2 separate regions of the Homo sapiens genome follow, and region 1 is linked to region 2. A link is a contact called in ENCODE Hi-C or POLR2A ChIA-PET data. All regions are on one chromosome and are shown on one strand. Each heading gives the region's core, a stretch centred on a gene start or an enhancer-like site at or near the end of the contact. The rest is flanking DNA. Distances are from core to core; before and after follow the strand shown.

Region 1 (6,699 bases), core at 1,611-4,110, 140 kb before region 2:
CTCGACCTTCCCAGGCTCAGACTCTCCCACCTCAGCCTTCCGTGTAGCTGGGACTACAGTTGCACGCTACCATTCCCGGCAAATTTTTGCGTTTTTTGTAGAGACAAGGTTTCACCATGCTGCCCGGGTCTAGAACTCATGGGCTAAAGGGATCCCCTTGCTTCACCCTCCTGAAGCCTCATTATTTTTTACATGATTTGTTACCACACCACCCCCAGCCTCATTATTTTTTACGTAATTTGTTTGAAGGAAGATTGAAATAATTTTCATTGTTTAAATATGATTCACACATTGCCGTCGGTCAATATGTCTTTTTTTTGTTTGTTTTGAGACGAATCTAGCTCTGTCGCCTCGGTTGGAGTGCAGTGGCATGATCTTGGCTCACTGCAACCTCTGCCTCCCAGGTTCAAGCATTTCTGCCTCAGCCTCCAGAGTAGCTGGGATTACAGGCACCCACCACCATGCCCAGCTAATTTTTGTATTTTTAGTAGAGACGGGGTTTCACTGTGTTAGCCAGGATGGTCTCAAACTCCTGACCTCGTGATAGGCCCACCTCGGCCTCCCAAAGTGCTGGGATTACAAGCGTGAGCCACCACGCCCAGCCAGTCAATATATCTTTTAGGTCTCTTTTAATCTATAGATTTCTCTGTATTTGTTGAGGAAACCTGATTCTGTTCAGTAGTTTCCCACAGTCTGGAGTTTTTGCATTCATCCCTGTAGTGGTATTTAACATGTTCCTTCGTTCCTTGCATTTCCTGTTCATTGGTAATTAAAACTAGAGTCTATATCAGACCCAGGTTCAATTTTTTAGCCAGACTACTTCGTAAGTGGTGTTGTGTTCTTCCATCAGGGGCATATAATATCTGGTGGTCTTTCTCCTGCTTGTTTTTCATTCATCCTTTCTCATATTTTCATATCTCACCTTTATGATTCCTGGAAAGGGGGCTGGGAGGTTGGGAGTCTGGCGGAGGGATTGCCAGCCTTTCTGCCTGCTCCTGTCATATTGCGTTGCTCTATTCCCTTGTTATTGGTCTATGCCATCAACATGGCTTTCCATTCCTATGGGGCATGATGGTGCTGCTAATGCCCTTCCCAGAGCTAAGGGGGGAACTGACATGTTGAAAAAACTTTAGAGGTTAACATTTTTTATTGCTTTTCTTCTTCCATGCTAGGGAATGCCAAGTCTGAGCCCTGCTGGCTTGTTATTGGTTCAGATGGCAAACAGCTATCAAGCAGGGAAGGGTCTGCTGGATAGGAAAGTAGCTGATGTACTTCCTTCCTGATCCATGCAGAATGGGAACGTAATTTCCAACTATTATTTGGTGCCCAAACTTCAAATTTAATGCTTCAGGCCTAAAGTCCAAACATAGTTGAACGCCATAAGAATGTTCCAGATTCCCTAGAGTTGGGTCAACATGGGACTGACATATATGAAGGATTTGCCTAACCATATATTGCCCACAGCAATATTGAATCCTTGCTCAAATTCCAGGCTAGTGTGTTGATTAGAAGTCTAGAAAAGAGAAAAAAAATGTCGTCAGTCATTACAGCCAGCCTTTCTACAAAATAATCTTTTTTTTTTTTAAAGATTCAGTAACACAGAGTATTTGTTTCTATTTGACCTCAATTTCTTCATCAACTAATTTTACCTCGTTGAATCCTAAGTGTAGCAGATTCTGTTGATACCTAGCCCTGTATCACTCTGGCCCACCTTTGAGTTCACATGCAGCTTGAGTGGGTCAGCTCCTGGCCACGTGGACAGGTGCCTACCTCATGTGCTTGTGGCTCCCTACTCTTCACCCAGAGGGTTTGCTCCTGTTCTACCAGAAATTATCAGACTGCTCAGGACATTGTGGAGGTACTGGGAACTTAAGATCCCCAGGTGCAACCCTTGACCCCTGAGAAATGAGAGTCAGTGGACACATCCCTCAGCTTCCCCATCCCTTGGCAGGATAATCCTGCGGCATGTCCTCCATGGAGCTTCAGAGGGTTCCCTGTAGGATTTATTGGTATTGGACTTTCCTACTCACTGATGCAACTTTGAACTTTTGTTCCTTTTCAGTCTTCCTTTCTCCACTATTTCACTTAAGTTTCCTGCAATCACTTCCCAAATAAGCCACCTAAACCCAATTTATTGTGTCAGAGCCTGCTTTTGGGACAACACAAACTAGTCAGGAAATAATTTTGTAAGTGACCTCAAAACGCTTTGGAACAAGTGTGTGTAAATAAGTAAATATTGAGCATTATGTGCTGGATACATCCACATGTGAGTCATCTCTAATCCTATGAGTGAGCTATTGATATCTCCACTTTTTTTAGATGAGAAAACTGAAAATATGAGACATGCAAAGAAATTGCCCAAGAACACATAACCCGTAAGAACGAAGATGCAAATCCATAAAGACCAGCAACATTGTCTTGGCTCTTGTTCTCCATTATGTTTTTGGTGGAAGATTTTCTCTAATAGCTGGCAGGTTTCTGTCTTTCATTCTTCCTTTTTTGAATTGTTCTATTTGCTTATCTATATTTTGAATGGGTGAATTTCCTGCCAGTTGAACTTCAAGTTGTAAGTAAAAAGGCCTATCTTGATGTGGTCTCCTAGCAACAATTTATGAAGCACTTTAAAGCAATTATTCTTCTCAAGCACGTTTCCAAATGTTGAAGCATGTTCATTCACTTCGATCATTACAATCTCCAAGAACATTCATTCTGTAGCACACAGTTCTGGTAATTATAAGCTCATCAACAGGTTGCTTAGTGAGCGGAGAGCAAGGACAAACCCCACTCTCCCCAGGAGCTGAGCACTTTGTTTCCAGCCTAGCAAGGCAGGGCAGGGCAGATCCACTCCTGCCCAAATGAGTCTTAGTTGATTTGTGGAGTGGTGAAGGGGGAAGAATATTTAAACCCCAAATAGCTCTCTGTAAAATGTGGAGTCCATGGCAACACACACAGTCCTAGGGAGGATTTGAATATCTAAGGCCTGAGTCTGCCATTCAGTTTTCTGTGCCTCTTCCTCTGGACCCCTCCCTCAGCCCACCCTAGATCTGGAGACTCAACATCAGGCAGAGGCCTCATCTTGCCTCCCATGGGTCCTTAAACATGTAGTTCTGCCCAAATTAGCCATTGGCCCTTCAATTTGTCTTTCTTTCCTTGTCTTTTTCTAAGAATTCTCTTTTATTTTTATCTTCCTTTGAGTGTTTTAGGACACAAGTCTGGAAGGGGATCTGGATTGCTGGCAGTCACCCTGTAGGTTCAGCAAATAGGAATGTCCATTTGGCAAGCTAGAGGGTTGTCCATCTGGGCTATGGTTGTGAAACCATCAGGCCTGACTCCAACTCCACTGGAGAGGAAATTACAATCAGGATGGTGCCTTGGACAAAAATTAAGCACTCCTGGGATGTTTTAGATCTAAGAAAGGGGAAGGTTGACTTTCCTACTAATCCGGGAAGCTGCTTTTTTAAAAAAACTCTTTATTTTGAAACATTTTAATTCACAAAAGAGTTTTTCTATACCTCTCACCTGCTTTCCCTAAGGTTAACATCTTATGTAACTGTAGCACACTTATGAAAATAAAGAATCAGTTGTATTGATAATGTTCTTATGAAGGGAAATTGTACGAATCCCAGGATAGTAAAGGCCAGATGCATGCACACACACACACGCACACACACACACACACACACCAGATAAACATATACAATATACAGACACATACACACCAGAAACACACACAACATGCATACAGATATTCACACAAATACAGATACATACACAACATAATACAGATATACACAACATACAGACACACACACATCAGACACACACAACATACAATACACAGACATACTTAGAACATAATACAGATATACACAACATACAGACACACACACATCAGACACACACAACATACAATACACAGATATACTTAGAACATAATACAGATATACACAAGATATGCATACACGACATACATATACATACAAAATACAGATATACACATGTGCATGCAGCAAGACAAAAATAGACACATGCAACATACATACAAGCACAAAGTATATACAGATATACATGCAACATACATACATACAGAGATATATGAACACATACAACATATGTACAGAGATACATAGCATACATGCTCTTAAAATTATGGCTCATACTTTATATACTGAGAGTGCTTCTTGGTGGAATTTGAGCTGGTTGATGGAGGCAGAAAAGTGCTGAGACAGAACTAAGGAACAATGGTGATGAAGCAGTCAGGGCATGGGGTCAAGAATGACTCTCTCTACCTGGAAATTGTTATTTCTTTGTGGAAATGGGGCTGCCATCTACCATAGTAATAGTTTGGGTTGCAAAATCTGACCCACCAAACACGTCAAGGAAGACTTGTTCAGATAAACTTTAGATATAAACTGTTCTGCCCCATTTACCCAGTCAGGGTAGGGTAGGTACAGCCAGCCCAAATTTCCTGGGTCCCCATGCAGGAACAGGAGCAGAAAGGAGAGATGTTTCATCCTGAGACTTGGCTAAAATGACATAAGCATTTATTATCTCTTGTAGTTTCTGTAGGTCAAGAATTTGGGAGCAGCTTAGCTGGATGGTTCTCGCTCAAGGTGACTCAGGAAATTCAGTCAAAATGTTGGCCAGGACTACAGTCATAGGAAGATCTGACTGGAGCCAGGCAATTTGCTTCCAACACAGCTCACATACATGAATGGCAAGTTGATGCAGCCTGTTGGCAGGTCGGGGCTCAGTTCCTTACCACATGGGTCTTTCTGTAGGGATCCTGGGTGTTCTTCTTGGCATGGTGGCTGACTCCCCCAGAGCGAATGATCTAAGAGAGCAACGCAGAAGCCTCAATGTCTTTTATGACCTAGCTTTGGAAGCCACACTTTGTCGTTTCTGCAGTGTCCTATTAGCTAACAGGTCAGCCCTATTTAGTGTGGGAAGGGACTATCCAAGAGTGTGAATATCAGGGGGCCATCTTGGAAGCTAACTACCACGTGATCTTTTTTTTCTGATGATTTCATTCCAATTTAATAAAGCACTTTTAGACTAAACCTCAAGGTATAGTCAAATATAGTCAAACTTGGTTTCAAAACCAAGTTGGTGAAGTTGGTGAAAGCTAAAGTTAGGTCTCCTAGATAAGATGATATTTGAGTTGGGAACTGAAGGAAATATAAGAGTTATGGAGAGAGTGGTGAGAGATGAGGTTAGAGAGGTGTGTATGTGTGTGTGTGTGTGTGTGTGTGTGTGTGTGTGCACCTGCGCGCCTTGTAGGCCATTGTAAGGACTTGGGTATTTTATTCTTTCCATAATTTGAGGAGCCTTGCAGGTAATATATCCCTGAGTGCTTTTGTCTTCTTCTTCCTCCTTTCCCTCTTATGTGTGGAGTTCAGATGACATGTGGGATTTTGGTGAGTTGTGAAGGAAGGAGGCCAGGACATTTGAAACAGAAATGGAAAATTTGTTTGATAGAAGTCACTGTCGGCCGGGCCTAGTGGCTCATGTCTGTAATTCCCAGCACTTTGGGAGGCTGAGGCGGGTGGATCACTTTAGGTCAGGAGTTGGAGACCAGCCTGGCCAGCATGGTGAAACCCCATCTCTACTAAAAATACAAAAAAATTAGCCGGGCATGGTGGCACATGCCTGTAGTCCCAGCTATCTGAGAGGCTGAGCCAGGAGAATGGCTTGAACCCAGAAGGTGGAGGTTGCAGTGAGCCAAGATCATGCCACTGCACTCCAGCCTAGGCGATAGAGCAAGACTCTGTCCCCTCTCCAAAAAAAAAATAGAAGTCACTGTTTTGCCATGAACAAACTGTGCGTGTGTGGTTGTGTGTGTGACAGAGAGAGAGACAGAGAGAGAGAAACGGAGACAAATATAAAGGGATTCAAGAGAGCAATATGGATTGGTAAAGCCTGTAACAATATCCTTTTCTTTTTAAAAGTTATTTTAACAAATTTGTACTTTAAAATTTTCCTGATTATCCAAGTAATATATGTTCATTAAGATAAGGCAAGAATCATGCATGATGTCATCACCCAGAGGCAATAAAATGCTTTGACATTTCCTAGATCCTTTTCCTGGGCATGTTTTCTTCCTTAAGTTGAGGTTATATTCCTTCTGTAATTTTGCATTCAGCTTTTCATATGCATTTTATTGAATTATTTAATAGCTTTTAATAACCATTAGAGAAAAAATGTGCATATGTTTCTTCTCTTGGTTTGCATGCTCGCTGTAAAAAAAAAAAAACAAAACAAAACCCACTGAATATAATTGTATTAGAGAGAAAGGGAAAGTACACCCAAATATTACTTCCTAAACCACTGTTGATGGTATAGTTTAATATCCTTCCAGACATATTTTTCTGTGTATTTGTAAGTGCATGTAGATGACACTTATAAATAAGTATTTGGAAATGTTCTATAATTTATTTTACTTCAATATCACTATTATTAATGTTTTCCATGTCAGTGAGTAGTACTGCATCCTTTAAACATCTTATTTTTTTCTGATTACAAAAGTAAGAAATGCTTTTTCTAAAGTATTTTTTATGGTTGTGTAATATTCCATCATATAGAGATATACCATTATTTGGGTAATGGTTACCCTGTTATTTCCATTTTTGTTATTATGACCAATCCCATGAGAACCACCTTTGTAATCCCCCCTGCATTTCTGATTATTTTGTCTGGTTC
Region 2 (6,884 bases), core at 4,236-6,735:
TCCCCAAGAAATGTTACCCAAGTCCTTTAGGTCTCTTTCTCTGTTTCTGCCCACTTCTCTTCTTGCTAAACTCTTGATTTTCTCTGTCTTTTCTCTACCTCATGCTATTTGCTGACTTCTAGCTTGGTTCACTTAATTGCTAATCGTGGCCTCTCCAGCCTGTCTCAAACTTGCATCCTAAGCCTCTGTAAAGTGCCTGATTTTATCTGTATTTCCCAATTTACATTTCTAAGAGTAATATTGGGTTGGTCTAGGCTTCCTTATTAGGGCAGGTCTTTCCCTGGGCTACACAGTAAGCCTCTGTCTGCCCTGGGGTCAAGTGTTCACATAGTTTTCAATCACATAGAGGTGAAGGGAGGAGTTGGGGGTTTGGAGAAAGCCAGATGGCTGCATGGTGGAGTTCAGAGCATGGCTGCCTGGAGCTAGGGGCTGCAGAAGATAGTTTCCTGTAGAGTAGACGTGGCCATGCATGTGGCAGACATGCCGTGATTGCCATATCTAGTAGACACATTGAATTTTGAGTTTTTCATTGTCTGGTTTGTAGCCTTGTCCAAATGTGTAGTTTACCGTATGAGAAAGGGAGGATCAGAGAGGTAGAGTAACCTACCCAGGGTCACACAGTAAGTGGTAGAGCAGGAATTAGGATTTAATTTAGTGTTTTTTTCTAGTATGTTACATGTAAGTATATAAAAAATTGATGGATAGCCTACTCTGGGCCAGAACTATTCCAGGCACGGGAACAAACCACACCAAAATCCTTGTCCTTGTGGACCTAATATTCTAGCGAGGAAATAACAACAGTAAAAAAAAAAAAAAAAAAATCACTAAAAAAAACAAATTATATAATATGTTAGAAGGTGACAAGTGTTATGGAGAAAATAAGAATGGGGGAATTAGGGCTGGGTGCAGTGGCTCGCACCTGTAATCCCAGCACTTGGGGAGGCCAAAGCCGGTGGATCACTTGAGGCCAGGAGTTCGAAACCAGCCTGGCCAACATGATGAAACCCCATCTCTACTAAAAATACAAAAATTAGCCAGATGTGGTGGTGCACGTCTGTAATCCCAGCTACTTGGGAGGCTGAAGCAGGAGAATTGCTTGAACCCGGAAGACAGAGGTTGCAGTGAGCTGAGATGGCACCACTACACTCAAGCCTGGGCAACAGAGTGAGACTCCATCTCAAAAAAAAAAAAAAAAAAGAGAGAGATATACCTTGTCCCCAAACAGCCTGTTTTTGGCTGGGCACGGTGGCTCACACTTGTAATTTCAACACTTTGAGGCCAAGGCGGGCTGATCACCTGAGGTCAGGAGTTCGAGACCAGCCTGGCCAACATGGTGAAACCCCATCTCTACTAATAATACAAAAATTAGCTGGAGGTGGTGTTGCATACCTGTAATCCCAGCTACTCAGGAGGTTGAGGCAGGAGAATCGCTTGAACCCTGGAAGCAGAAGTTGCAGTGAGCTGAGATCACGCCATTGCACTCCAGCCTGGACCACAAGAGCGAAACTCTGTCTCCAAAAAAAAAAAGAAAAAAAGGGGGGAGGATTAGGAGTGCTGAGGGGAATTATAATTTAAAATAGGGAGTTCAGTGTAGGTCTCAATGTGATGGTGAGAGACTGTTCACCTCACCACGCTTTAAGCTTCCTGAGAATAGACTATGCGTCTTCCTTCTCCTCCTCCTGGCCCAGTGCCTTGGCTGTGGTGAGTATGAAATAACTGTTAGTTGAACTGAACACTACAGGAATGTTCTGAAGGTTGGGGAAGACAAGAAAAGGCTTTAAGTTTATATTGGTCTCCTCTTGTGTAACTTCCCTGCCCTTTGTGAAGGGCAGCATGCTTCATGTAGCCCTCCATATTGTTAGACTCATTGCAGAAATGTGCCTTTCCACACTCCTGAGATCATTAGACCTCATGAAATGCCTTGTAAGGGCTCTTAATATGAAGCTGTGGCCAGAAATTTAATTAACAGAGAAAACACAACCTAAGCATGCAAGACAGCACGACTCAAAGTCTCATAAAAGCCCATTTCCTTGGAGGCACTGGAGCAGTGGAGAGCCTCTTCATTAGTGGTGAGCTGATAAATGTTTAACAACTGGCTCTGTAGGGCAGGGAAGGGATCATGATTTGTAGGTTTGCCCATTCCTGTGGTGTAAATACTCTATGGCTGATTCAGGTTTAAAAAATGTAATAGGACTGAGCATTTCCCTTTTCTTTTTTTTTTTTTTTTTTGAGATGGAGTCTCACTCTGTTAACCTAGGCTGGACTGCAGTGGCGTGGTCTTGGCTCACTGCAACCTCTGCCTCCCAGGTTCAAGAAATTCTCCCACCTCAGCCTCCTGAGTAGGTGGGACTACAGGCACGTGCCACCACACCCAGCTAATTTTTTTTTGTATTTTTAGTAAAGACGGGGTTTCACTATGTTGGCCAGGCTGGTCTCAAACTCCTGACCTCGTGATCCATCTGCCTCAGCCTCCCAAAGTGCTGGGATTACAGGCGTGAGCCACCATGCCCGGCCGAGCATTTCTATCACAGAGATATAATAGATATAAATCACTTTAAGAGCATAGATGGTAGTAAAATACAGTATAATAATTAGGAAGTGATGAGTTTTGAGTGTTTATTATCATTGATTTTAATATTCACTTAAGTTTATATAATTTTAATCATGGTCACATTTATTTATTTATTCATATTTTTGGTTTTTTTGAGACAGGGTCTCGCTCTGTCACCCAGGCTGGAGTACAGTGGTGTGATCTCAGCTCACTGCAACCTCCGCCTCCCAGGTTCAAGCAATTCTCCTGCCTCAGCCTCCTGAGTCGCTGGGACTACAGGCACATACCACCACGCCTGGCTAATTTTTGCATTTTTAGTAGAGACGGGGTTTTGGCACGTTGGCCAGGCTGGTCTCGAACTCCTGACCTCAGGTGATCCACCCGCCTTGGCCTCCCAAAGTGTTGGGATTACAGGCGTGAGCCACCGCGCCCAGCCTTCCATGGCCACATTTAGTAACTGGTTTGCAAACATTCTGAAAAAGTAGCAATTGGCTCTTGTGGGCCATGATCCATGACAGCTCTAGCATACCACCACTCTGGTCCTCCTCAGTGTGCACCTGTTTCTTGGCAAGGACCAGCTCATATGAATCTTGAGCTTCAAATGCAAAGGCAGCTCCATTGCTTCCTTGTCACCTAACTGGTCACATCTCCCCATGGCTGCTATCTTGTGCCTCTGCCACACGGCTTCTCCATCTTCTATGGTAAGTGGGGTTTTGCAGAGTTTCTGGGAGAGTGTCCTTCTCCAGGCTGGAGCCCCCTGTGGTGGACACAGGCTTTTATTCTTCAGTGAGGATCTTGGTCTCACATCCTTGTACTCTCCCTTAAGGTGTTCTTGCTCACTTTACCGTGAGCCACCTTGGCATATTGGGCTGTCAAGTTCCATCTGGTCAGTGAGCATTTGTGGAGTCCGTACAGTGTGCTGACTCCTCCTGTTTGTGTTTCTGGTGCCAGGTCCTGTGCTCTGACATCCATTCTCTCATTTGGCCCTTAGAGCAGCCCTGCTGGATGAGTCTTATTTTTTCAACATTTCACGTGAGGAAACTGTGGCCCAGAGACGGGAAGTAACTTGCCCACAGTCCAGCAGTCATGTCTTAAGCAAAACATTGCCTTTGATATGTAACGTGCAGGGAAACATCTTTCACCCCTCAGCTGGCTGCTGCTGGTTGTGGACTCACTTTGCTCAACTAAGGGAGGATTTGGAGTTGTTTTCTGGGAAGGCTCCACCACAGAATTGCAGCAGAGGGACATTTAGATAGAAGGGCAGAACTGGAGTTGGAGCCAGTCATGAGCCCCAGGAGCATCTGTGATTCCGTGTTATTCCTAAAGAAGGCAGAGCTGGAACTGGGGTTGGGTCTGCTCCCTGGGAACATCTATGACCCTGTCTCATTGCCTTGCACCCCTCTGTGCCTGCTGGAGCCTGGTTCCTGGCTCCTAAAGGAGAAACGCCATTTGGAGGCAAGTGTGGTCCTTCCCATTGCAGGAGCTCCTTTTTTTTTTTTTTTTTAAGATGGTGTCTCACGCTGTCGCCCAGGCTGGAGTGCAATGGCGCGATCTCGGCTCACTGCAACCTCCGCCTCCCGGGTTCAAGCAATTCTCCTGCCTCAGTCTCCCGAGTAGCTGGGATTACAGGTGCCTGCCACCATGCCCAGCTATTATTTGTATTTTTAGTAGAGAACAGGTTTCGCCATGTTGGCCAGGCTGGTCTCGAACTTCTGACCTCAGGTGATCCGTCCATCTCCTCCCAAAGTGCTGGGATTAAAGCATAAGCCACCATGCCCGGCCTGCAGGAGCTCTTAACACCTGTGCGGAGAAGGCTGGGCACCTTGCGACTGAGCAGCAGATGTGTCTCATGAAGGGAAGCCAGCTTTAGCTGTGGAGCAAATGCTGAGTGCCAGGCTGGGGAAGGTGGGACAAGAAGAAGGTGAGAATTGAAGGATCATGGAAGCCTGTTTCTCAGAAGACCTGGATTCAAGTCTAAGTTCTCCTTACTTATTAGCTTTGTGGACTTGGGTAAATCATTAAGCCTCTGAGTTGTTTGCCCCTCTGTGGAATGAGGGAGATAAGGATAGTGGCTACTGTTTGTTAAGGGCTCTCTATGAATTAGGTGCTGCAGTCAGCGTGTACTAAACATTATGTACAAGGTAATTCCCATAAAAGACTGAACCCAGTGCCAGAAACACGGTCAATGTGCACTATATGGCAGCTGTTAATGTTTTGTTGATCCTCCTAACAATCCCCTGATTAATAATAACCACAGAAATAATAATAGTTGCTAGCATTTATGGAGCACTTTGTATGCATCCAGCCATTGTTTTGAGTGCTCTAGGTGTATTAACTTATTTAATTTTCCCAGCTATCCCATGAGGTTGGTTCTATTTTTAACCTCATTGACATGTGAGAAAATTGAAGCACAATTAAGTTAAATGCATTGCCCAAGACACGTGACTAGAAATTGACAAACAGCTAGAAAGCAGAAGAGGTGTTCTTATTGTTGCCCATTTCACAAGGACAGTAACTAAGGCACAGAGAGGCTGAGCAGCGTGCCCATGGCTGGGGTCGGCAGGACTCTCCTCTGGGTTTTTGGGCAGATGAAATGATATAATGGATGGGAAATGGCTTTGTGAACTGTCCTTCCGACTGTTTCAGCCGGCAGTGAGTAAGCTTTGCATGTTCTGTTTTTTCTAATCTAGTTGCATCAGCTGGTCTGAGAGCCAGGGGCCTTTAGGAGGACCTGCCTGGACTTAGCTTGTCATTGGATAGGTGCTTTGTGTGTAGGTCCTGGACTTACATCCCCTCGGGACAGCCTAGGAGCCGTGGCTTGTCTGACTTCAAAGCCGTTGCCAGCTGGGAGGCTTTGGGAGGAGCCAGCTGGCAGCTGGCCACCATCATGTGCAGCTGGGGTTACCAGCAGTCACTCTCCGGCCTTCCCCCAACCACACTCACTGTCTCCAGTGGCTGATTCCCAGACACACCCAAGACAGCAGTCAGCCAGGCAGGGGGAAGAGCAGCTCGAGGCTCCTAATGGAGTGGCGCTAATCAGGGAAAAAGGGAGCCTCTTTTTGCTCCCTTCCCCACTATGCTTCTGGCATAACCCCTCTCCCACAGGGCTCCTCAGGCATGACATCCTAGAAATTCCTGGGTGCATTCCTTCTTCCCAGTTACGTACTTTCCAAAATGGAGTAGGTAGGGCTACTGGGTCTTTGGGGAGGGGTCAGTGTTACATGCCTCTAGGGCTCTCTCCTCACTTCACTGGGAGATCCTCCAGCAGGGGTAGGATCTCCCCTCTCCTGAGCCAGCATCGGGCAGGGCCTGGGAAGGTGTTCAGTATTGTCACGTTTCTGGAGGGAAGGCCAATTCAGCTATCGGGTTGGCACTTGGGTGCTGTGTGTGGTGATGGTGATGGTGATGGTGGCAGCTTGTGTGTGTCTGGAGGAGGGAGGAAGTTTGGTGGGGGAAGGGAACCAGAGGCAGCTGAGGCTGAAAGGGCTGAGATGCGGGGGCTCTCGCCTGCTGGTGTGGCAGGAAGGGCTTGGGCTCCATACACACATAGATGTGGCCTTGACTCCTCACCTCATCACGCACTGTCTGAATGAGGTGTTCATCTCATGCGATTCTTCCCCTGGGCCTCTTTGTTTATGAAGGGAATGGGGGAAGGTAAAAACCAGACTTCAGTTTGGTTTCTGTCTGGCAGTAATGACTAAGCTCTCTTTTTTCCTGATTAGTCTTAGGCAAATGTCTGTACAAGAATTATTTTCTTACGAGGATCACACAGTCCAGTGTAACATGAAATTCCTCCAATTAAAATGACTTTGCCTCTCCATGTTGTGAAATATTAACCTTGACATTATTGTGCTAATAGTACATGCTCCTATTCTCAGATCCTATTTTCACTTCGAAGGTACTCTGAGTCCATCAAGATGGACTAAACTTTTCTATATATCAGCTCTATGATCCCCAGGTCTTCCCTGAGAGGAGCTGGGGGTAAGATGGAGAATCTCAGTTCATCTAGCCAAAAATATTTGTTCCTTTCACTTCCCTTAAAGAATTTTACAGTTCAGGAATCACTTCCACATGCTTTATGGGAAATCTTTTTTTTTTTTTTTTTTTTTGAGATGGAGTCTCGCTCTGTCGCCCAGGCTGGAGTGCAGTGGAGCGATCTCGGATCACTGCAAGCTCCGCCTCCCAGGTTCACCCCATTCTCCTGCCTCAGCCTCCCAAGTAGCTGGGACTACAGGCGCCCGCCACCACGCCCGGCTAATTTTTTGTATTTTTAGTAGAGATGGGGTTTCACCATGTTAGCCAGGGTGGTCTCGATCTCCTGACCTCCTGATCC

Evidence for each region. A loop is a pair of places that touch in the nucleus more often than their neighbours do. ChIA-PET counts read pairs that join two places held with the same protein, here RNA polymerase II (POLR2A). Pooled maps may share reads with other maps.
Region 1: a loop to region 2 is called in a pooled map, with 2.0 times the contacts of the local background. The contact joins two enhancer-like sites. A Hi-C loop is called at or near these places in 1 of 50 pooled maps. POLR2A ChIA-PET finds 5 or more read pairs at or near these places in 3 of 52 experiments (BJ, WTC11 and activated CD8-positive, alpha-beta memory T cell).

Annotation. Positions count from the first base shown.
Region 1 is chr9:105,202,557-105,209,255 of GRCh38, reverse strand. The region is part of intron 2 of LOC112268038 (a long non-coding RNA gene); the gene reads left to right. Among named protein-coding and RNA genes, the nearest start is that of SLC44A1, 39 kb to the left of the region's middle. Within about 2 kb of position 2,860, at least 11 of the 41 ENCODE cell types and tissues checked have a DNase peak (open chromatin) inside an H3K27ac peak, as active enhancers do.
Region 2 is chr9:105,063,237-105,070,120 of GRCh38, reverse strand. No RefSeq gene overlaps it. Among named protein-coding and RNA genes, the nearest start is that of CT70, 75 kb to the right of the region's middle. Within about 2 kb of position 5,485, at least 30 of the 41 ENCODE cell types and tissues checked have a DNase peak (open chromatin) inside an H3K27ac peak, as active enhancers do.